Regions from separate parts of the Mus musculus genome. Here regions 1, 2, 3, 4, 6 and 7 are each linked to region 5. The links are chromatin loops, found by intact Hi-C in ENCODE. Cell type or tissue: heart. All regions are shown on one strand.

Region 1 (4,000 bases), 130 kb before region 5:
CAGTGTTGTTTCCCTTATTGAAGTTAACATTTTCAGCCCTAACCTTTTGTCTTCAGTCTGTGTGGTTAATATGGGCCTCATGTTTTTACTCATCTGTCATTCTCTGTAAGTGTTGGAACTTTATCTAGGAAATGATAGATCACACAACCACAGACTGTCCTTTGGCTTTTGTCTTCATGTGTGTTTCCCATTCTAAAATGTAAGCATACAAATTCCTTGAAAATACCCTTACTTTTCTAAGGAATATAAAGTGTCACTTCTGGAGAGATCTAGTCCACTGGGAAGAAAACAGTAAAGCCAAACACGGAGCCAGGAACAAAACAAAACCAACACAAGGCTTCACAATCTTCTACTTTGTGATTTAAATTGTAAGAAACATTTCACCTATTCTCCTTGAACTAGCCCACTATTGTTTTTGAATAGAAAATTTCTCCCAAATGCTTATGTGTCTGAATACTTGGACTCTACTTGGTGGTATTCTTTAAGGACATTATGGACTTTCACGGGAGAAGAGCTTTGCTGGAGGAGGTATGTTACCAGGGTTGGAAGGATTTGAGAGGTTTTAGCCTGACATAACTTCCTGTTATTTTTCTGTTTCCTGTGTTGATGAAATGTAATTGGCCAGGATCAGGCTCCTGCTGCCGTGTCTGCTCTCCCATGATGGACTGTTTTCTAAATGCCCAGCCTTATCTTCCTGCTGCCACGCCTGCTCTGCCATGATGGACTGTGTCCGCTCTGGAGCTGAAAAGTAAAACAAGCTTTTGCTTTCCTATGTGTCTTTTGGCCATAGAGTTTTATCATAGCATCAGAAAAGTAGCTAATACCCATCAAGAGATAAAACTACTCCAAGACTAAAGTCTTACTGGCAATTCAGCTTTCAAACCCACGAGGCTCTCTATGGGATTTTATGGAAGAACTATGGCATTCTTGTAGGGGTGTGTGGAAGAGCTCAGGTGTTCCTTTACATAGTTTCATTTGTTTGATTCAGAAACTGACAAACACAACTTACTGAGTTGGCAGACCAGCTTATACAAATTGCAGACATCTTCCAGTCCTTCCTTTTCTCCCTTGCAATAGCAGTAGGTATGATTTTGCTTCCGTGTTGTTTAGCTGAGTTGTATACTAATGCTTGATTATTTTATGTTTTGTAGTCAGGCTTATGTTCAAACTATGTTAGATTCTTTTGAAGATACTAGTGAGTGGGCTTGTTAATGACATTTCCATCCTTACATATATGTCATTGGTCTTCCTTTCCCACCCTTCCCCACTTCCTTTTCCCAACCCCTGATAATCTCCCTTTTACTTCCTGTCCCTTTTCTTTTTCTAAATTCCCACACTTAAAGAAAATAACAATGAATTTCTGTCTGGGTCTGGCTTCTATTACTAACTATGATGATCTTCATTTACAACCTTTTTTTGCAAATTACTATGGATATTTCAGCTAATTATATACTCTGATTATTGTGAATAGGGCTTGGAGCTTTACTTCTGAGTAACATATATGAGGAAAAAAAAAAAAACCAGCAGCATAGTGTAGCCTCTAGAGCATATCCTAGTGAAGTGTGTGTCACTCCTTGCCGAAGGCCAAGTTTGTCTTGATAAATTTTATCTGGCAAGTGATAAGATAAAGTCTAAATTTACTATTACTGTCTTCAGCAAGCACTCTAAAGTAAAGCTGTGTGGATATGTACAAGTGTGTGTATATGTATGTGTAGATGTGTGTGTGTGTGTGTATAGATGTGAGTATAGGTGTGTGTACAGATATGTTCAATAAAGTGTATGCAAGGGTGTGTGTGGTATGTGTGTGCACATGTGGGCATATAGTTGTGAGTGCTGGGTTACACCAAAGTCCAATTGCCATTAGGTTAAACTCAGAATGCCTTTTACAAGAAAGAATATTCTACTAAGAAGTAGATGGTTGTCATCTATATTTTCATACTACTGAAAGACATCTTAACTATAAATTATCCAGAGTAACAGTCAGAAGAATGAAGTGGATATGAGATCAAGATAGTAAGTGTGAGATTGCTTCATCATTATGGACTATTTTAAAGAAAAGATAACCCCAAATAATTGTTTAAAAAATCTCCGGTCAAAGTCATCAGCTTATTGATCAGTGACATAAACAAAAACTCAGCAACCAAAATAGCGCAAACATCTGGACTCATGCCCAGTCTTCAGGTGGTAGTTATTGCTTTGAGGGTTCTGGAGTCATTATCCCCTTAGATTCCATGGAGAAACTGGGAAAAGTGAAATGAAACCATGAATTGTCTCAGACAGTGATAAATAAACCTGCAGGGTGTATAGATCAAGCTGTGTACTTTAGGGTTCCATTGAAGGTAGAAGGCAGTGACTTCTCAGTTGACAGAGCCAACATGTCAGAGCAGAGATAAGGCCCAGTAAAACCATCATTTGTAAGCCTTTCCCCAGGACCTGAGGAAGGCAGAGCCGAAAGCTCTCCCTGCTTCCTACTTCCTGATAAAGCAGCTGTGGGGTAGACCTGACTCACTAAGACTTTCTCGAAAATACATGTGTGAATAGCAGCATTTTATATAACCTATGTCTATTTTTTATTCCAGGAAAGGAAGTACTATTGATATATTTTGATGTTCTTCCAAAGGTCAAGGCTTATTTATGGTACAATTTAGGAACTGTAACAAATTCTAGTAAGTCAGTTGTTGTCTAATGAATTGACAAATAAAACTGAGGATTTCCTCTGCAGAAAACAATTCTGTCTTTCAGAGGTGCTAAGCATGACCTCTGCCCTAAGAAGCTCGCTGCTCAGTGTAGTAGGAGACAGGGCAGTTGTTCGTTGGACCACAACGAGAAGGATGATGTTGTCATCTTCATCACAATCACCCCAGTGTTTGGTATGATAGGTAATGGCTATTGAATATTAAACATTGACATAAATATTTCAGTAACTTGATAAATATTAAATTTTTGAAAACAAAGTATTATAGAAAGTGTCACAGTGAACTTCCTGGGAGGGGCTGATGTGGGACTCCAGGACACCCTAGAAGAAGAGGTGCTTGGATGACCAAGCAAGTGCGGTGACATTTCAGACTAAAGGGGTAGCAGAAGTAAAGAAATAGTCAGCAGGTAGAGAGCCAGGGTGCTAGCAGCTGGAAAAAAGACAGTCAGGTAATGGAGGGTTGCTTTATTTCTTAAGATGCACTGGAGCATCTCTGATAAGTGATGCTCATGGCAAGCAACCCCAGCTTCTCAGTGGTCTTTCCAAAACAAGTGTTTCGTTTCTTTGCTCTCTTATTGATGGCTTCGGGTCTGCTGCTGTGGTTTCTCTTGGTTGTGCATCCTGGTTAGTTTCACACTCTGGGGTGCAGACCAAAGGTGGGAGCTCTCCAGCACATGTCCTTAGGGCAAGGGACAGAGACGCAGGAATTCACCATCAGCCCAAATGATGTTAAACTCTTGGACTGGAGGGTGAGCGATGGACCTACACTTACCATGCAGGGATTTCACAGACAGACTACTGCTGCAGTAAAAGATCTCACAGATGTGGGTGAAATAGCAGACTGTAACCAGAGACCTTTGGGGTTCCGTGTACTCCAGAATACTCGTTATTCACAATGACAAGATATTACTGTTAATGGAAGCAAAGCAGGCATTCATGACACACAAGAAGCAGCAGCACTGTAGTCAGAATTCTATCCCTACATATACCTACATATGACTAAGGTAACCATCTGCTTTTACCCACTCTGTCTCTTTAGCAGTCATACCAATGGGACAAATCTTCAACACTCCATGCACATCCTGAACTCTGAAAAAGTGTACTCAGGTTTGATGCGACACTCAGTTGGAAGGAAGTCAGGCTTTTGCTCTTTGTATTCAGACAAGTACACAGCCATCATTTTGCAGGACTGGTTACAGAGAAATAAATGACTTCCCCTCACCATTCTGTGACTCTGCCCATTAACTAAGCTTTTTATATCCAGTGTTTAGGGACTGACCTACATCCTTAGAAACTGAGGAATTG
Region 2 (4,000 bases), 77 kb after region 5:
TTGTAAAGTGTGGAGGGCTCTTTCCTTATGCCCTTGGGTTCTTGCAGTGAAATGTGATCAGCCAGAAAAGTTCCTTGTAAGATCCTTCAAACACTCTGAGTGGGTGGAGAAAACATTAGTACAAAAGAAGGAAATCAACCCCATAATTAAATACTGAACTGACTCCAGACCAACTAGCAGGAATAATGTGCTGGCTTCCCTAAGCATGACAGAGGGAGGAAGGGCAGCCTGCCTCAGCCAGAGTTCATGCACGGGCATAGAGCAATAGTGGCATGTCTGCAGTACCTTGATGAAGATGCAAACATCGTTGATGGTATGCAGAAGTAACAAGAATAAATTCCTGCCAGTGAGGACTTTTTCAGTGTCTTTCATTCCTGTCACTCTGCTTTCTTTGTTCCATTCCTTGAAAATCTCTGGCATTTAAACTGAGTTTGCTTGTTCTACTAAAAGATAAGGATAGAGATATTAATTTATCACTGAAACTTCAAAAGGACGTTGTAGGTCTGAATCTCCATGTGAAGAATAACAAGGAGACATGGGGAATAAGGGAGACCTAAGGAAGAAATACTGAGGTGCTTTTAGCCTATACTCCTAGACTCCTATGTAGTTTGAGAGGGAGAGAATATGAAGATAGTAGAGTCTTCGTCTGTCTTAATATTAACTTTGCCATCACATGAATATAACCACCCACCATAGCTTTGCTTATGTTTCTGTGACTTTTAGTATACCGACCGATCACTACAGGTGACAATCTAGGTGACCCTAGAACACAGCCATCCCTTTAAGAGGAACTTTAACCCAAAGCCAAGCCCCAAGCAACCACAAATGTACTTGTGGCTTTACAGACCCCCGCCCCCCGTTATAGTTCTTTTATATGATGGAGTCATATAGTATGCAATCTTTGTTACTTTCAAAGTTCATTCATGAGCTCCATATTTTTAAAATATATTTCTATGTTTAATAGATATATGTAGTTGGGGTACAGTATGATAGAAAACATCTATACAATATGGGGTGTTCAATCAATATAACTAGTACACTTGCCATCCTAACCATGCATCATTTCATGGTGTGGGAAACATGATCATTGTTTTGGCTGCACCCAGAACTAAAAAGTAAGATCCTATAGATGATAACAATACACACTTTAGTGTAAAATACAAAGAAGCATGCTGGAACTGAGCTGAAAAGCTTTCTCCAGAATTGTTATATGGACAGTGGGAAAATAAAAGATCAGTGATGATTTTTCCCAACTTTAGAGTCTGCATGTGATGATAACAACTTGCTAGGCAAGATGTACCTTCTTGTACAATAGTGGCATAGCTGTTATGGAGATAATCAACTGATTTCTAATTAGAACCCTTTGGAAAGAACTGTATACAAGATATGGTGGATCTGGCCAAATGCCATGACTGGGGAGGTCAAAAGCAATAGCTGAAAGAACTTCTTATCAAACTGCCTTCTAAATATCAATGTTTATAACCATAGATTAGTCTTATCATCAGCCTTTGTCACAGAAGTTTCTCTTTGTAGTGAATGCAATTACTATGAAGACTTGTAGCTAGTAAAGGTGATGAGCAAAAGTGACTATTGAGCAGTCAGAATAACCATATCACACTTCAAACGTTCAGAGAACATCACAGAAAAGTGGATGGAAAAACGTGTAAGAGCTGAGTGATAGAGAAGAAAATGGTGAGACGTAGCATTCATAAACAAGTGTTGTTTGAACATTCAGTCATAGATTGGAGGGAGCTTTCAGGATCCACCTCATCCAGGTTAGCTAATAAGAGTTGAGGACAGTTGGGAGTCTGTAGAAAGTCATCTGTAAGCACTGGCAAGCTACTCATGAGAAGCAGATAGGATCACACCCATTCCCACACAAGTAACCCTGATAAAACCCAGTGGGTCACAAAGAAAACCAAAACAAAATGGTATGGAGTAGATAGAGATTTGTTTGGGAGGGTTGGTAGGTATGAGAGAAGAACAATAGAGTGAGGGTCAGTGACTATAACCAGAATATATACATGTTAGACATTGTTAAAGAGTAAATTAATTAAAATAAATAAAATACTTTTAAGTGTTCCAGCCATATAAAAATAACATATAGGAGAAGATTCAAAAGCTTAGAAGCAGAACTAAGTGAATAAGTGGATGAATGAATGAATGAAGGATTAAAAACTCAGAGGCTTTAATTCAGAGAAAAGATGTGTTAATGATGGAAGAGGACGCTAGAAAAACGAAAGATCCTTCAGGGCCTTACCAGTTAAAGTGGAGGGGCCACTGAACAGTCAGATTAAATTCCAGGGCAAGATCATTTTTATCATGAATAAAATAGCACCATTCAAACAGCCTCTCTACCAGACTATTTGAAATAGTAAATTAACTTCAATCCTCCGCCTGCCCAAACAACATTCTACTGCACAGATATATTTGATCTTTCTCCCAGTTGGCCAGTATTTGGGTAGTTTCTACCTTTTCACCATTATGAGTCATGTGGACCAAATTTTGACAGAGATAAAAAATATCCCTCCTGGTGTATTTGACCCTTATCAAAATTGTGATCTGGGATCTTTGAGATAAGCTGATTGTCTGTTCACTCACTAAGGCATTCTTAGGAGGGAAGTCCAGCGCATGAACTGGGGCACTCTGAATCTTATGCCCCATTTACTAAAGGGAGAAATTCATAAATATTGGCCTCTTCTTTAAAAACACATAGCAATCTGACTCTTTTCTTTCCATTAGGGATTTAGAATAAGTAGATCAGAGAGATGCTCAGGTTATCTCAGAAGTAGACTTGGGATACGGTTGTGGATTCAAGCAGTTTGGAAAATTCTTAGTTGGGTAGTAAGAAACATAAAGGAAGAAAACTAGTTACTTTAGGGATGATGAGGGTTCACTACCCAGAACAGATTTCTGCCCTTTGGTGAAATACATTAAGGAGACTATGTTGCAATACAGAGAAAAAACATTTTGGAGACATTTAATATCAAATCATGATCACAGCAAAAAGAACATGGGTGCCCTAGAGCAAACTATTTGATGTATGACAACAAGCCCTCTTGGATCCATAGATGCCCAGCCACATCCAAAGTGCTGATAAGAAGCTGAATGAGGCTCTGAGGATGCTTCAGTGCAGTAGCAACTGCTTTATGGAATGAGTTAGCAGTAGTAGTTTCTATTATTTCTAATGGGAGTGTGAGGGAGGTACAAGCAGACACATTAACTCTCTAAATGAGAATGCATAAAATATGCAAAATGTTCTTCTAGTTGTCACATTATAGGGCAAGGGACCCAGGTCTCTCTTCTCAGAAAGGTTTCATTTAGTACAACACCTGCCATGCTCCTGAATTTCACATTCAAGGTACAGTTTTTAATCTCTAGAAGCTGAGGTTCCATTTCCATTATTTAATGACCTATCGACTTCAGGAGACAAAAACCCCCTGACAAAGCAACTGTGTTAATGTCTTATCTAACTTTTAAACAGACTTTCTCTAGGAAGAATTTCTTTCTTTTTTTCCCTCTCTTTTTCAAATTTGGACATATTTTATTTATTTGTTTTTTTCATGTTATTCTTTTATTGGATACTTCTTTATTTACATTTCAAACATTATCCCCCCCACCCTTCCCAGCTTCGTTCCGCCCCTGGAAAACTGCTATCTCCTACCCCTGTTTCTATGGGGGTGTTCCCCTACTCACCCATTCCTGTCTCCCCACCCTCGAATTCACCCACACTCAGTAATCAAGCCTTCACAGAACCAAGGGCATCTCCTTCCCTTGATGCCAGACAAGGCCATTCTCTGCTACATGTGTGGCAGTAGCCATGGGTCCCTCCATGTGTACTCCTTGGCTGGTGGTTTAGTCCCTGGGAGCTCTTGGGGGTCTGGTTGGTTGATATTGTTGTTCTTCCCATGGGATTGCAAACCCCTCTAGCTCCTTCAGTCCTTTCTCTAACTCCTCCATTGGGGATTCCTGCTCAATCCAATGGTTGGCTGCAAGCATC
Region 3 (4,000 bases), 170 kb after region 5:
GCATTGTGACTGTACTCTCCAGCAAGTTCTCAGGAGCATGGCATCCAATCATGAGACAGCACACAATGTGATTTGCAAGACATCAGTGTTGGATGAGCACGCTGGGAGACCTTTCCTCAATGCTGCCAATGACGCTGACCTGTGTAACCTCCCTAAAAAGACTACTGACTATGCCATGCTCGTCACTATGTTTGGCTGGTTCACCATGGTGATCTCTTATGTGGTGTACTACGTGAGGCAGAATCAGGAGGATGCCCGGAGACACCTTGAATACTTGAAATCCCTGCCAAGCAGGCAAAAGAAGGCAGATGAGCCTGATGACATTAGCACTGTGGTATAGTAGCCATGCTGGCTGGCACTGGGAAGGGAGCTTCTGTTTGTAGGAAAATAAGTGATTCATTTCCCCCTTCATTGTACACATTTAAAACTTTGTATTTTAGTTTCTTTGGAATCATGCCACTGTTGAACTTTACACAAACAACACTAATAATTTTAGTTTAGGTGATCTCCCCCCCCCCCATTAATTGTGACCTCTGGTTCCTGAGTAACAAACTCTCTGAACATTAGTTAGACCCATCTCACTATTTAATAATGAAATTTATTTTTTTAATTTAAAACTGAATAAAAGCTTAACTTTGAACCATGGAAAACAGTGTGCCTTATTGGTTAAGACACAATATAGTCAGTGCACTTGCACCGAAGTAAAACAGACAGCCCTGTGACGGTAAGACTATCTCATTAAAAGATGATGTGTCATTCGGCCTCATTGCAGTCTGGGGAGCCAGAGCTAAATTGTTGATCAGTTAAGAATCTGCCAGATTTAGCTAGCCAAGATGTTTATACAGATGTATTTCTCGAGGACTTGAGTGTATTAGAATGTCTGCTGGCAAGCATCTACTTTTCTAAACGGGTAGGTCAGACATGCTTCTACTCTGTGATGGATGAAATGGGAAAGTAAACAATGCCATGAATCTTATCCTCCTGCTGGCCTTTTGGTGGGCAGGAGTGTGTGGTGAATCCAGGAAGAGTTAGGCTTGGGAAGGAGGCAAGCACGCCCTCAGCGGACGCTCTGTGTGGGTATCCGGATACTGCTACTGTCCATACCTCTCACCACCAGAGGAAAAAGTGAACACTGGCCGTGCATATAAAACAGAGGTCCAGCCACCAGCCAGGTGTTAGAGCTTGAGTTTGAACTAGGTCTTTTCTGTTTTGTTTTGTTTGGTTTGGTTTGGTTTTTTTCAAGTCAGGGTTTCTCTGTGTAGCCCTGGCTATCCTGGAACTCACTCTGTAGACCAGGCTGGCCTCAAACTCAGAAATTCGCCTGCCTCTGCCTCCCAAGTGCTGGGATTAAAGGCGTGCACCACCATGCCCGGTGTACCAGGTCTTTTCTAAATAGAGGTATTTCATTGATAATCCTTTCAAGTTGGTTTACAAATGCAGAGTTTACATGATTAAAATGACCAACATGAAATTGAATGAATTTTGTTACTATATGCTCCTGCATATCTGCCACACAAAGGAGATAGTCTGACTCAACTATGGGCAGAGATCCTGGAAGCACATTTGACTTCTGTAATGGGGAGTGATGGCCTTGTTTGTTTGTTTGCTTGCTTGCTTGCTTGCTTGCTTGCTTGCTTGCTTGCTTGTTTTAGGATGAATGTGTCAGGTAAGCATGGAGGGTCAAAGCCATGGGAGCATAGGGACAAAGATGTGGAAGTGAAGGTAGAGAGTAAGATACAAGTCCCAACCCTATGGTGACTTCACACTGAAGAATGTCATAATCTGTTATCCCATGCCACTGATGGAACACTTACTATGCATTAGTAGTTTTCTAAGTTATCTTAGTTAATGCTTCGGAAGCTCTATGAGATACTTCTATATAATAGGCCCAGAACCCCAGCAATTTTGGAAAGCATAGCATATGCACAAATATTAAGTTTTGAGAGATTTGAAAATTGTATACGTCTGCACATGACATACACTCTGACATTCATGTCCTGCCATTCTGCCACAGACTCAACTATACAAGGTAGCTGGTTCCTCTGGCACATTGGTTTACAGAAAATTACATGACAATTCCATTTAAAACCAGAGGGGAACTTCTGTGTATAAGGCCCCTCGAGGAAAGAAGCTAGAGTGCCCCAAGTGAGGCACAGGGCCCTATCTAACCTACAAGATACTGTCTTCAGGATGTTAAAACTCAGTTTCATCCCCCTTGAAGGCCGGGAGTGCTGACTGTAACCATAGTCTGTTGAAAGGCCTGCTGAAAAAATCAATAAGACACTCAGAGCAGTGGTCACTGTGTGCTCACACCGTCTTTAGCCATCCCAAGAAGTCTAGCCAAAACACAAAGATAACTCTCAGATGTGAGACTTGGGATGTGGGCCTAGAACTGCTGTATCCAGGGAGACTAAAGTCAGATGGCCTGCATTGCCTTTGGTTTGGAGACAGTTAGACCCATACTGAGGAGACAGCGCCGCCTGGAGGACAATGCTAAAATGCAGTGTAAGTACTAACTGGAAAGAGGCAATAAAGGTTTAGCTCTAACAGTTTTGAAAATTTAACAAAAGTATTGTGTTTATCTGCATGTATGAGTCACATTCATTTTGGAAAATCTTCCAGAGGTGGATAAGATAATCCATTCCAGGTCATTCCTTCCAAAATCATCTTCATGCTCTTAGTAATGAAATGTTATTTTCCTCGTGGCCAATCCATTAGTCCAATAAATTGTCTTATAAAGGAAAGGTCTCTGAGGACTTGGTGAGAAGAGTCACATACTATACTTGAAGTAATGAAAAAGAGTTAAATAACCACACATTTGGTTTGCAATTCCTCATGTAGAATTGAGAGATACCACAGGTTATCAGGAACTTCCCTCCTTGATTTCTCTATGTAGATTGTCAGGTTATAGTGTCGTCGGTACTCCAAAAAGAAAAACACTAATTTACGTGTCCATGAATTGAATAGAGGATTATTAGGTAATAAAAATCAAATAAAACAACTAAAGTAATAGATTACCATGTCAATTTGTGACAGAACAGAAGGGAAATGACCTCATTGCTAGAGCTTACGAATGTCCACCCACTAGGCCAACAGTGTATAGAGGTGATGAGTGAAAGAGTTGCTACCTGAGAACCTGAAGTCTTGACCCTATATCTGTGTCTCATTTCCCACTGCCCTGCAGGAGTTCCTATTCACAGTGAACTACAGGAAGACTTTTTAAATCCACTTCCATATTATTGTCCTAGGCAGAGAGCATCTGAAGTTCTAATACATTAAATAGTAATATTTAAAGTACCTTTTTCCAGTCTGTGATTTCTCTCAACCTCCACCTTTTAAATTAAAAAAAAAATGCCCCTGGAATTTTAATCTAATCTTTGACAATGTGCTTATCTCTCAAGCAAAGCAAATCATAAAACATGCCAACTCAACTAGAACACATTTAAAAGTGATAAAAACTTACATAATGGAAGACAGACCTTCCAGTACTACTTGGACAAATTGTAATCACTCTGTATAGTCTGCAGGGTGAGCAGTGTTCTTTTTCATGTCTGTCTCTGATTCCTCACAGTAATTCTTGCTCTGATATCACCAAGCATACAGCAGTCTAAGTGCCCTGCATTTTTCTTATTGATGTATCTTTTAGACAGTCGGTCTCTCGGCTTACTGGCAGAGGGATGAAATGGAAGACTCTGCTTATCACTGTTCAGCTTCTGAAGGCAGACTTCCTACAGTGTTGCGGTTGAGAGTCCTGGGAAGAGTCTTATCTGCCGAGCTCACAGATACAGAAATTGAAAGCCTTGAAGCTTTGGGGATTCACATCTGTCTTTAAGTTTCCTGTAGGTCGATCTTCAAACTCTTTCCTCCCCAAGGTCCTCCTGCTCATGTTGTTTTGATGAACAACAATAAAAATAAACAATAAAAAGCAAACTAATACAGGGGCAAGCTCAACTCCCACAGGTCTGTTATGAAACAGAACCCAAGAAAGGAAGATCTGTAT
Region 4 (4,000 bases), 270 kb before region 5:
GATCCGGGTGTGGTGCAGGATGGGTTCCCCCCTTTATAGGCTCGGACTCCTAAGTAAACATTGGCCTTGATAAGAAAACTTTGTCTTGCCTGTTATTTCTCTTGAAGACTTTCCCATCCAAAATCCCATCTTTCCTTCCAGGAAACCCGTGGCCACGGGCACCTACACTTCAGTGGCAGCCTATGGGCTATATGAAGCCAGGTGGTGGTCTATCCTGTGTGCAGCCAAGAAGGAGGCAGAGAGGGCATTTATGTGAGACGAGAGGGCAGCATTCTTACCTCTGTCCACATCACGTCTCTCATTTCCAGATTTGTTTATCACTCAAGTGCCAATGAATTGGTCCTATTATCCCTCAGATACCTACTTAATACACTTTCTTTTCATAAGTTACTGGGATGGAGTCTATTGTTTGCAATTTATAGTCTCAATTCATTCATCTGGAGGTTACTGAATGCAACAGTAATCCCGTATTTGGTCCACTCCACCACTAATCAAATACTGGCTTTAAAACTCCTTACTTTCTGTTTCAAAAATATATGAGAATGATAAACCACTATTGGATCCAGTGTTGACCTCTCTATTAGTTACTTTCCTGTTGTCTTTTTTTTTTTTTTTTTTTTTTTTCGGTTTTTCCAGACAGGGTTTCTCTGTGTAGCCCTGGCTGTCCTGGAACTCACTTTGTAGACCAGGCTGGCCTTGAACTCAGAAATCCGCCTGCCTCTGCCTCCTGGGTGCTGGGATCAAAGGTGTGCGTCACCACACCCAGCTACTAAAAGCAACTTACAGAAAACAGTGTTTATTTTACTTTAAGTTTTTCAATAGAGACTCTATAATGATAGGAAAGGCATACAGTAAATGGCTGGAGTAAGACGCTCAGAGATCACATTTTTAACCTCAAACACAAATTACAGAGAGCAGTCTGTGAGAAAGATGGACTATGAACTATTGAAGCCCACTCTAGTGATGTATTTCCTCTAGCAAGGTTGTACCACTTCCCTAAACAGTGCTGTCAACTGGTGACATTAAAAGTGAACTTATGGAGACACATCTCACTCAAACTGCCACAATCCCTAAAAGTTACTTTAATGAGAAGCTGACCCATTGTCTTCTCTAATACAGAAAGTCCAGTAGGACTTGAGTTGTCCCTTTAGTCTTATAGGATATATTCACATTAGGGGGAGGAGTCTGAGATGTTTAAAAAAAAAGTTTTGCATTACTGCCTTATCTAAGTCACTGAAAAGAAGTCTTCAAGGGAAATCACATGTTGAGGTGCAAAAACGGGAAGAGAGTTCTGTAGACCAGAAAAACAGAAACTCCTACATTTCAATCAACCAAATTTGTGTAAATGGCCCCATTTTCAGCTTTTCTCAGCAAACGGTACAGCCTAGCAGTTTCAGTCAGTGCTCTGATTACACTGTCACTCTCTCCCAGGGAGCCCAGAAGGAGCACAACGTTCTTGCTGCTTTTTGTTATGAAGGGCCTTGAGAAAGAAACTGTGACACATCTTATAAGGAAGGATGATGGTCTTGTATTGGTTGAAGAGAAATCTACATTGGTCTTCACAGTTCAAACCAAGAGTAAGAAACGGTAACAGGAAAGGTTAGACACAGTGCTTTCATTTCTAAGTAGCTGCAGAAGTGGGAGTTGATGTCAAAGAAGCAAAACTGATGTGGAGAGAAAGGTTGACAAGAGGAGTTTTCCACTGGGACTCACAAGTCGCAAGCAGCAGAAAAGATGGGCTGTAGAATGAGTGTGTGCTGAGGGATATACCACAGTTACTCTGTCCACAGAGAATTGTCCACTGTGGCAGCTACTTCTCCAGCATGTTCAAGCGGAGGTTGAGATATATCTGGGTAGGTTTTACAATGTTGCAAAACATGGGACCCAAGGTGTTAGGTTTCTTTGTCTCCTTTTTGTGGATATTAATTTGAAGCTAGAGAAACTAGCTTTAAAATGACTCCTTTTCCCCCCACCCCCATAAGCTCCTTGACATGAGCATTCACCAATAAGAAGCAAGTGGTATCTCTAATAATTTACACCAATAAGGTGATAGGAGAAATTATGAACAACAAGGACTGGGGTCTGGAAGGAAGAGTAAAATTTCACTTTTAAAGATGAGAATACTGACACAAATCATAGAGTTACTTATAAAGCAAAGGACAGTGCTCCAGGAGTATGTGCAGAGAACTGGAGTAAGGAACACTACATATGAGTAACAAGATAGAGCAGTTGTTTTGCCTATCACATAAATAAAGTGTGCTGAAAAAGTGACATGACCCTGAAGAGCATCCATCATTCCAGCAAATGTCACTTCAATATGTCCCACTCAAGAAATCAGAGCAGGGACATTAGCCAATGATTCCTGGCTTTATGAAATATCTCTCTCTTGCTTTTTCTTTTTCTCTAATATTTATGCTAGTTTTCAGGTATATGGCAGAAAATTAACCACTTGTGTATCTCTTTCTGTCTCTGTGTGTGTGTGAGGGGGGGGAGTATCTTTTGAATTTTTCTTTATCTTACTGTTTGAGATAGGGTCTATAATTGTCTCAGAGCTTACTATTTAGACCGGCTAGTCCAATAGCCTTAGAAACTCTACTGTTGTTGGGCCTTATCCTGGCTCTAGAGCTTAACCTTAACCTTAACCTGGCTGGAGCTTGGTTTGATTTTTTTCGACATGTCCTCGTCATTTCTGCTGGAGTGACATGACTTGGTCGAACCCTTGCCTGCCCGGCAACTGATGACATGGGCCCCACCAGATCACCCCATACCCCTTGTTATTTATTCTTTAAAATCAAGAGACTGATGTAATAAAGCGAGTTCCTGCTTTGACAAAACTCCTGGCTCGGTTTTCTTGAGTCGCTGACACCCACCATCCTGCTCAGTCCCAGAGAGACCCAACAGGTGCAGGCTTCTCTCCCTGCAGCTGCCTGCCTGCACAGAGCCTACATCCTGTTTCCACTTCTCCTGGACTAGGATTTGGGGCATGTACTTTTTATATAGGATTCTGGGCACGAAAGTTGGCTCCTCAGGTTTTTGCTGCTCATTCTTTTCTCAGTGAGCCAGTTCAGAAAACCAGAAAGTGCACTGTTTCTTAATCATACAGCTCATAGCTTCAAAATTCCTTCCTGTTAACACTGAGTTGGCTCCACTCAGAGCAGACTTTGGCAAAAACCACAGGACACCGCTAATCCAGACATGCCAGAGGTGTGTTTATAATCAGGTGATTCTACATAAATTGACACAATGAAAAAATAAATTAATTAGTGGAATCATCAGGGCACTTGAGGGTACTAGACATCATGGGAGGTATTTACTGGAAATGTTACTTGGCATTGACATTTTGTCCAATTATTATGAATTGTTTCCCCCCACAGCCAGCTCTTCTATTTTAAACTTATCTCTCAGTCTACTTAAATAATAAAATATAAGACTTTAGAAATCTGAATATAATGATGACACCCTCACAATTAACAGAATCTGAAAGGCATGTAGGATTATTGCTTGCTTTTAACTCTATGAATATGGTGTCCTGTGGCTGGTGATGTCACCATTTTTCTGGTCTACACTGAGAGTCTTAGAAGGAAATGATTGAGGGATTATAAATTGTTTAGAAGAGGTAATGCTGTGAAGATAAGTCTGTAAGTTTACAAGGGGCAGCAGAGGGGCAAGATTGTCATGACAGTTAAGCTCTGGCCTATCTGGTATTATTTTAGAGGAAACATTGAAAGAATAATCCTCATAGCATTTCCCTATGAGTTAGGAATCCTTGATCTGCTTTGTCCTTTGTATTATAATTTTTAACAATGTTTCTCATGCTTCTTTTCAGATAGATGTTGATATTTGTGTGTGTGTGTGTGTGTGTGTGTGTGTGTGTGTGTGTGTGTGTGCAACATGCATGCACTCTCTATGGAGCACCAGACCTGGAACTTGGGATATTAGATACTATAAGCCATCTACTGTTGGTGCTAGAAACCAAATCCTAGTCCTCTGCAAGAGCTGG
Region 5 (4,000 bases):
CCATCTGAAACTGCCAGTCCAAGAAGTGTGAGATGAGATTCAATCATAGTTGCCACTGTATTCCTTTCCTAATTTGTAAGTTGAGACACCTTGTCTGGTACCTGTTGACCATTTTTGTTTTGTCTTTGAAAAAAAGAGAGTATTCTGGGTTCATAGCTGCAGTTGTTTGAATGAAAATTATGTAAGTCTCCTATGAGAGGCTCCACCCAGCAGAGACTCACAGCCCAACTTTAGATGGAACCTGGAGAGAGTTGGTGAAAGATTGAGGGACCTGGTAGGGAATAGGAACTCCACAGGAAGACAAATAGAGTCAACTAACCTGGACTCCTGTGGGTTTGCAGAGACTGAACCAACAATCAAATAGCATACATGGGCTAGACCTAACTGTCCAACCCCTCCCACCCACCCCCAACCCCCCGCATATATGTATCAGATGTGCAGCTTGGTCTTCATGTCAGTCTCCCAACAACTGGACTGGGGGCTGTCCCTAACTGCTGCCTGCCTGTGGAGCCCATTCCCCTAACTGGGCTGCCTTGTTTGTCCTCAGCAGGAGAGGATGTTCCTAGTCCTGCAGTGACTTTATGTGCTTGGGGATGGAGGGTAATACCTTGGTGGGGGAGGCTCTCCATTCTCAAAGGACTCCAGTCTTAACCAAAGCAAACTCTATTGTACTACAATATAAGGAACAAAGAGAATGATTTGTTTAGTTTCTTGAGAATGGATAGAGCTACATAGGAAAACGGGTTGGTAGAGAAGGTTTACAGCACAAGTCACAGAGATGAGGTGATTCAATAAAACTGATGTGCAAAGAAGTCCTGCTTAGGACAGTTAAGAGACAGGTTATGAGAGAGAAAAAATGAGGTAGCTACATGTTTCATGAAGGGTTGGAATGTGCTATGGTAGCTGTGAAAAAAAAAAAAACTGAGAGATAGAGATGGTGTTAATGTTTGTTCAGCACTGCAGAGCATGCTCACAGCATTGATAGCACTGTTCCTTTGTGCAACTTCCCAGAACTGAGAGGAACCATCCAGAGAAGCAAATGGGGACGTGGCTTTCAGCAATACTTATAAATGAAGAAAAAACTGGAGATAAGTTTCCTGTAAGAGAGAGAGAGGGAGAGAGAGAGAGAGAGAGAGAGAGAGAGAGAGAGAGATCAATGCATTTTCTTATTGCAAATGGTAGGTAGTATTGATACATTTAGAAGACTGTTGTTCCCTGATGGGCAAGGAAACAGCCACTTGCTGTTCCCCCTGGTTGCTCCTTCTTATCCTTGGCATTGTATTTCTAAGCCAGTCAGTAACAGACTATTACCTCAAAGGAGTCCTGTATGAATATTAGCTCCATGTCACACCCCACAGTCTCAGAGTTTAAAAACAACCTGAAATTCTATAGGAAGGCCTTAACAAGCAGCTGTATCTCAGCATGCATCTAAACTTTAGGCAGTGGCAGGAGATGGCCAGACTGTGACCAACAAGGCATGTGACCTTAGAAACAGGCCATCACTGAGGTTTCCTTTAGAAATCAGTTTGTAAGTGATTTCCAGAGTGCTCAGAACTTCAGTTGGATTGCAGCAGCATCTCTATTATTCTCTGCTCAGATCAACTCCATGAAATTTGTCTTGTTTAATGTTTTTTTAATCTATGGAAACATTTTTTCTTACTGTTTTTTCTCCTATTTTAGAGACACATTTTAGAATTTGTGGATCCTTTGATCAGAACTACTCAGTTCTGTTGTCTTAGCATGAATGAAAATACAAATCATACATACCTGAACATAAATGAGTTTCAAGAAATTATTATTTGCTTGAGGAGGTGGCAGGCCAGGTCAGCATGCAGGATGCACTTTTTCAGCCTCTGATGGGATTATGAGCATGTGATGTAGATGGATTCTGGAGGGTTACAGTTATTTGTAGCACTGGGCTCTGAGACAGTAGCAATGACTTCATAGTCACATCAGCATCACTGTGGAAGGGGGACCAGAACCTGAGATTTCCTCAAAGGGGAAACAAAAATTAATGTGAATATCCTGCTGCCCTGGGCATAGTTTCATATTTAGACACATCTCATACTTTTAATCAGTGAGCCTACCTCTCTATATAGGTGACTCTCCAGCTACTTCCCACCCACAGCTCTGATATCAGACAAAAATCTGCATTTTCCCATTAACATCTGAGGAAACAAATAATAGAGTCCTCAATTACTCAGGAAACCTTGGTTAAAAAAAGATTACAAAGTATGTTCCCACTTCCTTCCATATTGTCTCCTAAAAATGGCCCTGGGTTCACAATGTCTCTGAATAGCCAGGGTTGAAGGAGAGGCCATTGTTCTTGACAAGATGAATAAGCTGTAGACATCCTTAAAAATAGACACTATTGAATTACCACACTTCCCTTGGCCTTCTTTGTTCCTCTTGCTACAGCATGACAGAGGCAGAACAGTGTGTGGTATTACTATCTTAGCCTGACTATAACATTATCTGTGACACTATGACATGGGTGACTTGGGGCAAGCTGAAAAGTCCTTAAAACCATGGTTCAAAGCCCTGGGAAACTCGTGAGAGCCACAGATTCCCATTTTCAGTACAATTTATTTTCAGTACAGCTTTAGGTTCACTACAAGCATAATAAGTTCCCTTCTCTCCATATCCACACTCTCTTCAACTGGCAGAGAGCTCTGCAAAGTGGTCTAGTAGAGACAACTTTTAGACTACAGTAATAAATAGCCATCAGCATGCACCCTCACAATGGGGTCTGCATTGATGCAGGGCAGTGGAGAAGTCACTCCACGTAGGCTCTGTGTACATGCATGGTGGTGTGTACTCACATTCCATATGGAATCTCTATGAATACATGGTGTTGTGTGCTCACCCTGCCTATTGCATCTGTGTGAATACATGGTGGTGTGCACTTACCTTTCATGTGGGGGTCTGTGTGCACAAACAGTAGTGGGCTTTCAACTTCCATGTGGGGTCTGTGTGGATGCAGTGTGGTGTGTGCTCATCCTCCATATGGGGCCTATGTGACTACATGGTGGTGTGCACTCTCCCTTCATGTGAGGTCTCTGTGGACACACGGTGGTGTGCACATATGATGGTGTGTTTTCACTCTGAGTGTGTCCTCTGTGTGAACACATGGTGATGTGCACTCATACTTCATGTGTGGACACATGGCAATGTGCACATATGGTGTGAATACATGGTAGTGGCAAATACATGATGAATACTTTGGCCAATGACAATTGCTCAGTGACTTAGTCAGAGTTTCTATTCATGTTTCTACTCACAAACATCATGACCAAGAAGCAGTTGGGGAGAAAAGGGTTTATTCAGCTTACTCTTCCACATTGCTGTTCATCACCAAAGGATGTCAGGACTGGAACTCAAGCAGATCAGAAAGTAGGAGTTGATGCAGAGCCATGGAGGGATGTTCTTTACTGGCTTGTTTTCCCTGGTTTGCTCAGCTTGCTTTCTTATAGAGCCCAGGACTCCCAGCTCAGGGATGGCACCACCCACAAGGGGACCTCCCCCTTGATCAATAATTGAGAAAATGCTTTGCAGCTGGATCTCTTGGAGACATTTCCCCAACTGAAGCTCCTTTGTGATAACTGCAGCCTGTGTCAAGTTGGCACAAAACTAGCCAGTACACTTAGCTTGTCTTTCCTTTGGCTTGTAGTGATGAGAATTACTTGTTATAAAATGAGCTAAGCTGGCTTTTGTTTGAGTCTTTCTTGGAGGAAACAGTTGTCTTGGTTGCCTCTTGATCTCTGAATTTCCTATGGACAATGTTCTTTAGCAAGAGCAGTTTCTCATAGTAGTTAAGGCATGTAACACTGGAGTCTATGAAGAAAGACCAGGCTAAGAATGGTGAACAGGCCTGGCTAGATTGGTGTCCCAACTGCCTACCAGTTTGTAGAACTGTTCTAGGATTCATTGAGGATCATATAGGAACACAAAGACTGCAATCTGAACTGAAGAAAGTGAGTTTTGTTCCATCCAATAGCTG
Region 6 (4,000 bases), 360 kb before region 5:
AGAAGAGAGGGATGTTTTGAATTAAATTCAGCTCATTCTAAGAGAAGACTGCCCTTTCTTAGAAAATATCTGTTCTAAAGGCTGTGTGTGTGTATGTGTGTGTGTTTTAGCACTTATGTGTATAAATATTGTGCACTGTGGAATAGCAATATTGTTGAATTATGCTGTACACACACACACACACACACACACACACACACACACTGTTGATGTCAAATAAAGCAATTAACATAGCTGAAGCTGCATGGGCACACATGTCCAAGCCATAGTGCCCAGAGCAACAACAGTATTGTAGTGCTGGAGCACCAACACAAACATCAAGGCAGACATGCTGGACAAGCTTAAAGCCCAAACAGAAATCTTAGTCACTCCCAGTCTAATACACAAAGCAGCCAGGCAGCCTTCTCCTATGAGCACTAGTCTCACAAAGTTTCTGCAAAGACTACATTGGAAGATGATGTTAGAAGACAGCAGATGCAAAAACAACGATTGTTTTCAGATGATAAAGACTGACCTAGAAACAATATAGCAGTGTCTACTGACACAGCCATGTGTTGCATAGGCCTAGTTGGTAAATGGCAGCAAAATCTGACTGGCATGCCCCATTTTAGGGAGTCAAAGAGATATGAAACTGGCTTTGGGTCATTACTGGTAGGAGGTAGAGCTAGGATTGTGAGCACACAGACCTGAAACCTTCAGTGTGCTGTGTGCAGACCATAGATGGAGGCAAGGCTCTCTTTAATACACTGAAGAGGGCCTGCAAACTTGTGCAGTGAAGAACCAACAGAAAATGACAGTAATAAATGCAGATGCCTCCCATGCAGAGCAACCTCCCTCTGTGTCACTTGAAGTCATCCTTAGGTTTGCAAATGAATGACTATTTTGTCATTCAGAGATGTATGTCCTTACTGTTACTAGAGGACCCAAGAGCCTACTCCTAAGAGCCACCAGAATCTTGAGGTCAGTGACCCAGATGCAGATCATGCTCTGTCCCTGCAGATTGGTGTTGCCTCAAACAGAAGTCATTGTTTTTAAGGTACTGTGGAAAACAACCTGAAATTTATGAACACTGACAGACTCACTTCATTTTTGTATAATTCATGCATTTGGTGCACCAAATCACCAGAGGCAGAAGTTTCCAAACAGAGCTAGGACTGATGAAATTAGACAGTCTACATAGAATGGGTCGGGAGTATGGCCTGGGAAGGGACACCTCAGCTTATACACATTACTGGGTATGAATACATTTTCTTGGGCACAGACTGCTCATTAGCTATGTAAGACTGAAATGACCCTCCATTGCCAGGGTAACATGGTACTGTTCTCCCTCTCCTGTTCCTAGCCTGGTTCTGGTGGTCATCATATCTCAGTCTGTGACCCTTAGATCATTGGCTGTGGGCAGCAGAAAATAAGAAGTGCCTGTTTTTGAGCTGGGAGGGCTGTTCTAAATCCAAATTTACCAGAGGGGATCTTCAGAAAGGGCAGAAGGAAAGTCAAGGTATTCAAATAGAGGCAGGCAGGGCGAAGATTAGTGTTGCTATTTGAATGCATAAACCTCTTCATGTTTAATAAGTACTCATATATCTGGCAAAACAGAATTTAAATAAAACAGCTGTAAGCAGAATCCTCTGTGAGCTGCTGGTATCCTGGAGGCAGCACTGGAATCTAGCTTTGCTTTCCCCCTGGGTGCCTGCCTTCTCCAGGCACAGTCTGCTGATTTGCACTGTTATAGCCAGTTTCTTTGACCACCCAATCAATAGTATCATCTTGAGGTTTTAGATACCCTTCTGTACCCCAACATTAATCTAAGTTTTATGGGTAGGATTAGCCTATTCTTGTTTCCATATTTCATTAGACCCACTCTCTCAGTGTTTCACTGCTGGGTGGCCCCTGAGTTCTGCTGTGTTGGGAGTGGACATGTGCTCCAAGGTGGTACAAAGGAACTCCACAGTGGGAATCCATTTCCTTTAGAATTTTGAGAGATGTTTTGTCCTGTCTGGTTGGCTGAGTCAATGGGAGGGTAGACTTGTAGTGGTGAATGCTTTGCCACCACTAGGAGGAGCCATCATGCAGCAGAGCAGAGTCCAACTGAAGAGAAACTGAGTTCTGATGACAGCACTATCTCACTCTAGGTGAAGGAGCTTGAAACTCACATCTCGAAACTTCTTACATGCTGTCCATTTATGTGCTGGACAATCTTTCACTTTCCATATCACTTTGATTTAGGCCAAAGTTTGACTAGTGAAATCCTGGTGGGTGTGTTCTTCCTCTTTTCTGGATATTGTGCCTAAGTTTTCACACTATCTGGGATTCTTCTGTCGGAATTTGTTGATATTGAGGGTGTCCCTGTATCTTCTTTTCTGTTTCTTCAGACCAGCATTCAACTAAGGATAGTTTCTGTATGCCAGGAGGCATCTGGAGAGGTGAGGTGACTTTTTAGTTGTTATAACTGGGAATCTGTGAGCATCAGCCAGGGCTGCTGTAGCCACCCTCCACCATGCAGCACAGCTGGCAATGACAAAGAGCCACTCAGAAAGATTCAGTGGTGACACTCCTGAGCAAATGCCCAGGATTTTAAAATCATCTTGCTTCCTAGGCACGAATAGTTTTTAGTATTCATTAATTTATCATGAGGACTGTCCTGAACATTGCAAGCATGCCTAGAGAGCAGCAGAGACAAGTTCTTGTTGCCAGGAAACACAGAGGTGCATTTCACTCTAGAGATCTGGGTAGGTACTCTGTACCTCACTTAATCCCCCTGGAATTCACATGCACCCAGAGCCTCTGAACACTTGGGAGTTCAGGATGCACCATCTTAAACTTTGTCCATTGACGTGGTCCAAGGCTGGTGACACAGGTCATCTCAGGTAGAGGCCTCAGCACACTGATGCTCCTTTTGTCATGACAGGGACTCTGGACTGTACCTTTTCTTCTTTGTGTTCCTGGAGCTCCTTCTCTGGAGAAACTGCCAACTGTAATTGTCTTTTTGGCTCCCAGAGGTAATGAATAGCAGGTGCTGGTATGCGTGGAGGGGTACTTTTTACCAGGACAGGGTATGTGGATTTGAATACCAGGTCTGGAGTATTTGTGATACACACATTCTGAAGACTGTTTTCTAACGTCTGTTTGGGTCCCTCTCGAGGTTTTCATTTGGCACTGTGCTAGGAGTAGACCAGAAGGCAGAAATTGCTGTCCACATTGTTTCTGCATTAGTGAGACAGGTGCAGGTTAGGCTGCTCTAGAATATGGTGTGGCTGCTATTTGGAAAACCTACATGTATGCTTTTGGCCTGCAACTGCTAACTCTGACAAGCATCCTTATGGGGCTACCATGGCTAAAGAGAGAAGCCCAACCCTCACAAGGGCTTACACAGAAATGTGTAGTCCTTACTGGTTCTAACTATGATAACCCTAAAGTTTACTATGACAAAGACTCAATCCAGCTTCGAAGATTTTTTTTTAAATAATAATGTAAAGCAAAGACTCCCTGGGGTCAGTCAGGCTGCTAAAAAGGAGCAGCTGTGGAAGTTGAAGCGACCAAGGTGTGGAGGCTGCAGTCTAATAAAGGCATGAGAGTGTTGTGGTAAATATTAACTGAGGTTTCCACCCCACCTTAGATCACTTAGTCCCCAAATAATGACACAAACCATTTATATTTATAATAATTTGCCTTAAAGCATTCGCCTTAAAGCACCAGACTTGGGCAGATATCAATCCTCTATGCTATTTTGTCTACTTCCCTGTCAATAACCCTGAGATAAAACTTGCCATGTTCTGCCTGGGCCACTGCTACTCCAACAGGCTAGCCACATGGTCATGTGATCTACCTACCCCATGGTGTCTTCTTCTTTACTATTCTTCTCTTCCATATGGTATCTGCCTGTGACCCCAAGTCCAGAAACCAAAGCCTTGCATACCTAGGCCACAAAACTGCTCACGACGATAGATCGTCACGATGACGATCTATCATCAGCTACAAGTTGTAGGTATCTTTATTCAAC
Region 7 (4,000 bases), 260 kb before region 5:
GCCTTAGGAAATCTTTAATAAAAATCTCGTAGAAGTCTAGGCACACAGACTTGTGTTCTGGCTAAGGCGAGAGGAAGAGATTCCATAACCTGAGCCCCTCTCCCAAGGAGCCTCTGTATCCTAATGAGCATCCTGTTCAGTCTCTTTTTCTCCATCCCAGAAGTCTATCTTAGTCCTGCAAAAATTATGCCTGCTGTTTGTGCCTAGCACATACTGAAAAAGAGTGGTAAAGGGTATCCCAGGAAGCCAGGGTGAGTTTGATGTTACCTAAAACAACAGGACTCCTTCAGAAAGTACATGATGTCAGCTGAGAAGGTAAGAACAGAACTCTTAATATGAATTTATTTGACTTTATTAACAGATTAGCCTTTGCCCTTGAAGCTGTGCCTGAGGTTCGCTGAGGTAGAGGCTCATTGGCCCAGTACTGAGTGCAGCTTCTCTCTTTAGATCTTCATTCATTAAACTGGACAATCTTGGTTAGAACGACCAATTTAGGTTTTGTCCATACTACAGCTCCTTAAACTCTGTGTGAACTATGAACTATGAAATATGAACTATATTAACTATGAAATGATTTGAAGAGTTTCTAGCAGGGCTCACCCGTGTGCTATCACATGGCCTCCCTGTAGCCTGCATTCAGAACATATAAGTGTACTTTACATTGTGGTTGTCATCATACTGTATGACCCTAACAAACTAGACTTGAGTGGACTGTGAACTGTGCATGCCATCATGGGGTACGACTCTAACAAATGCTTGAAACTGCTTGCCTCTGTCCCGGGACCATCACTCCTTATGAACTGCAGTATGTTTCTACTCTTATAGAAACAATATTTTAATTATTAGAAAGAAAGGCTATTAAATATTTCTTAATCATCAATTTTTAGCATGTAAACATTAAATTGATATATCATTGTGTTGTATTGCATAGAATCTTTGATTTTAAAAATTATACTTTAGATTGCCGGCTTGGATTTTTGTAAAAAAAAAAAATAAACAAATAAATTTTTGGATTAAGAACAGATTTCTAACAGTTTCTGAAATAGCCATCAAATAAATATATCCATAAACTCTAAAAGCAGTGGGTTGGTCTCTGTCTTGAAGTATCAAACAGATTCAGGGGGAATTTAATTCTTTATGTAAAAGCAAATTAGCAAATTCATCTCCTTAATATGTGAGTTTGCTTTTGTCTCCAGTAAGTGGTAAAATTGTATCTACACCTGAGCATTGCTTTAAGTTTCTTGATGATTCACCAGCAGTAAGGTTTGATTAGCATTCGAGTACTATCTGTGTATTTCCCTCAAGTCAGAAAGGCTGAAAAACCCTGGTCCAGGCTAGGTCAGCAAAGGAGCATTTGCAGTTTTGTGGCAGCACCTGATTCACAGGCAGGAAGCCTGAGGCTGGGGCAGCCTGCCAGGGTGTTTCACTTTTTTTTGTTTATCCTAGGCAGGCACAGCTCCCTAAAGCAGCAGGCTGGGGATTCAGCAGCCTTGGTAATGAATTTTGCAGTGTCATTTGCATGTTTAACCTCTCTCTGCTTCTCATATTCTTCAGCAGATGCAGGCAAGGCCATTTGTTTAGCAATTTCCATGCTGCTGAACAGAGCTGGAATTTGGGTGAAATAAATAATTGTGAGGTCTATTTAAGTTGTGTTCTCAGAGGTCTCTTTGAAGAAGAGTGTTCTGAGCATCTGGGTTCTAACAGTGCTTTGTCTGTGCCTATTGCTCACATTTTCATTTCTTGTATAACTCAAGTATCCTTTTCTCTCTTGCCTTCCATTCTGACACAGAAGCATTAAACTGGTGCCCCTCTGCTCTGTGGAAGAAATCCCAGCCATGGACTCATGGCTGAAAAGAGAGACATACATCAGAGTGGTAAAAGGTATCCCAGGGAGCCACTGACAGACTCAGCCCCATTCTCTGTGATTCTACCAAGCATAACCTTGCTTACTCAGCATGACCGTCTACGGTGAAACCCCAAAGGAGGTTAGTCAGTTTATAAGGTTTCTATGAGTGATGAAAATGGAAAAACTGGGGTTATAAAGCAACACAGAAATGTCAACTGTACTGGGCTATACTGATCAACATCAGCTCACTTATATCCATCTATAAAGATCACCCCCTCGGCCTTTTATAGCTGCCTCTTCCTTCCCTTCCCTTCCCTTCCCTTCCCTCCCCTCCCCTCCCCTCCCCTCCCCTCCCCTCCCCTCCCCTCCCCTCTTTTCTTTCTTGGTTTTCTTATACAGGTCCTTACACAATCCTCAAAATTACTATGAAACAGAGACTGGCCTTGAACTGGTTCTTCTAACTTGACTTTCCAAGTGCAGGGGCTTTGTGCATACCTAACTCTCAAGACGGATTGTGTAATTTGATATATTATATATACTGGTGCATTTCTGGGTTGTTACTTTCCTTTTTATAATATTTGTTTAGTTTTTCAAATTTTATTTTATTTTATTAGTTTTGTTTTTCCAGAGAGGGTTTCTCTGTGTAGAAACCTCCAACCTCCTGTAGAGAGTGGCCTCTAACTCACAGAGATGAGTATGTGCCACTACTGACTCTATTTTTATTTTTAGTAGTATATTTTGTGTCTCTTTTTGGATTTTTTTTCATGTGAATTCAGTATCCATAGAGGCCAGAAATGGGCATTACCCAGCCCTGTACCCCACTGTTGTCACAGGTGGGTGTGTTTTTTAGGATCTGAACACTGGTCCTCTATAAGAGCAGCAAATGCTCTTAACTACTCTCCAAGCCGTATCTCCAGCCCAAGGCTGTTATTTTTCTGAGTATTAATCTTTATACATTTATCTTGTACAACAGGGCAAAGAGTCTGCCTCACATAAATGCCTAAAAAAGTTCTAGCTATCCAATCAATACTATTTTCTTTTCTTTTTACTTTTGGCTTGGACCAGCTCCAAGAGCTCCTTGGTGTGTTGTAGAAAAAGGTTCGTCTGGTGCTATCACCAAGACAGGAACCATGAATCTGTCTCAGTATAAGCACTCTGACTCCATATGAAGTTTCAAATACTGATGCATGTCTCCTGTGACTCTGTTAAAGCACTTACTGTGGGGTTTTATCACCCACCTACATGTCCATCCTTTCAGTCAACACCTACCCTATAGCTCTGAGTAAGGTACATCAAGGTACAGGACATACTACCATCTTTCTCAAAGATCTTTTTTTGATAACATATTTGCATCTGGGTCCTTCCTCCATAACTCAGCTTATAACTAATCTGTAATCAAGCATATAGAACCTTCTGGTATTTTTCTTTGATTATGTGAGCCACATGGTATGTGGTATTATGAACACACACACACACACACACACATCTTGATCTTTATGTCATTGTGTGTGTGTGTACTGACTACTCCAGGTGCCTTCTCAGCACTTCCTGAGTGTGAGGGACATCTTCATTATCCTGTAGAACTCACTGAGTTGATGGCAGGTGGCCTCTGGCACTTGGGAGGCATCATGGTGGTCCTATCACCTGTTGGAAAAGCAGATGTGCATTTTACAGAGAGAATCTGACCATTTCAGGCTATTGGTTGCTTTTGCAGCTTCTCGGGTGACAGATTACTTGTTTTGCTTTATTGAGAACATTTTAAATGTTTGATTCCATATTGTGGTGATCAGAGGAAGTATATGGATACTCACAGGATACAGTTACAGTATTTTACTTCTGAAGGAGCCCCAGTTCACTTCTATTATTTTATTTGCACAAGGTTGAAAGTCAACACTGTGCCCTATTTTATCACTCTGGGGGAACTCAGTACATAAAATTATTGAAGGAGGTTTCTGAGTTGGGTAATGTGGTATTCTGAGTCCTCTTCTGGGTGTTGGGTTACAGGGATCTAGTCACCTTTGGGAAAACTCATCTAGCTGTTTCATTACCACTTATATATTTTTGCTTCTACACAATAACCATTCATGAAATAAAAATATTCTTGTAAGACAAAAGTAAAAGCAAGAATTGGAGGAAGTCCAAGTTCCTATTTGT

What was found. Peaks named below come from ENCODE experiments on the same cell type or tissue, not always from the same donor. Only the 100,000 strongest peaks of a DNase experiment are listed, where the experiment ranks them.
Region 1: it touches region 5 in a loop (6-fold over the local background); 4 of 42 quality-filtered maps call a loop at or near these places.
Region 2: a loop joins it to region 5, with 2.7 times the contacts of the local background. A loop is called at or near these places in 4 of 42 quality-filtered maps.
Region 3: a loop joins it to region 5, with 3 times the contacts of the local background. A loop is called at or near these places in 4 of 42 quality-filtered maps.
Region 4: it touches region 5 in a loop (2.0-fold over the local background); 2 of 42 quality-filtered maps call a loop at or near these places.
Region 6: a loop joins it to region 5, with 3 times the contacts of the local background. A loop is called at or near these places in 2 of 42 quality-filtered maps.
Region 7: a loop joins it to region 5, with 2.1 times the contacts of the local background. A loop is called at or near these places in 2 of 42 quality-filtered maps.

The regions. Positions count from the first base shown.
Region 1 is chr14:15,649,496-15,653,495 of GRCm38, reverse strand. No RefSeq gene overlaps it. Among named protein-coding and RNA genes, the nearest start is that of Gm31804, 120 kb to the left of the region's middle. In heart, no CTCF peak of the experiment used is centred here; no DNase peak of the experiment used is centred here.
Region 2 is chr14:15,445,831-15,449,830 of GRCm38, reverse strand. B230110C06Rik (RIKEN cDNA B230110C06 gene) reads right to left here. Exons shown (of 3, transcript NR_152122.1): 2 at 286-443. Among named protein-coding and RNA genes, the nearest start is that of Lrrc3b, 8.8 kb to the right of the region's middle. In heart, no CTCF peak of the experiment used is centred here; no DNase peak of the experiment used is centred here.
Region 3 is chr14:15,354,165-15,358,164 of GRCm38, reverse strand. It overlaps Lrrc3b (leucine rich repeat containing 3B), which reads left to right. Exons shown (of 2, transcript NM_146052.4): 2 at 1-650. The coding sequence ends at 340. Among named protein-coding and RNA genes, the nearest start is that of Gm31577, 34 kb to the right of the region's middle. In heart, a CTCF peak has its summit at 2,483 (motif pointing left); a DNase peak (open chromatin) is centred at 2,434.
Region 4 is chr14:15,793,165-15,797,164 of GRCm38, reverse strand. No RefSeq gene overlaps it. Among named protein-coding and RNA genes, the nearest start is that of Gm31804, 20 kb to the right of the region's middle. In heart, no CTCF peak of the experiment used is centred here; no DNase peak of the experiment used is centred here.
Region 5 is chr14:15,522,768-15,526,767 of GRCm38, reverse strand. No RefSeq gene overlaps it. Among named protein-coding and RNA genes, the nearest start is that of Lrrc3b, 86 kb to the right of the region's middle. In heart, no CTCF peak of the experiment used is centred here; a DNase peak (open chromatin) is centred at 2,327.
Region 6 is chr14:15,879,511-15,883,510 of GRCm38, reverse strand. No RefSeq gene overlaps it. Among named protein-coding and RNA genes, the nearest start is that of Gm31804, 110 kb to the right of the region's middle. In heart, a CTCF peak has its summit at 2,058 (motif pointing right); no DNase peak of the experiment used is centred here.
Region 7 is chr14:15,782,890-15,786,889 of GRCm38, reverse strand. Gm31804 (a long non-coding RNA gene) reads right to left here. Exons shown (of 5, transcript XR_874228.2): 4 at 3,435-3,490. Among named protein-coding and RNA genes, the nearest start is that of Gm31804, 9.8 kb to the right of the region's middle. In heart, no CTCF peak of the experiment used is centred here; no DNase peak of the experiment used is centred here.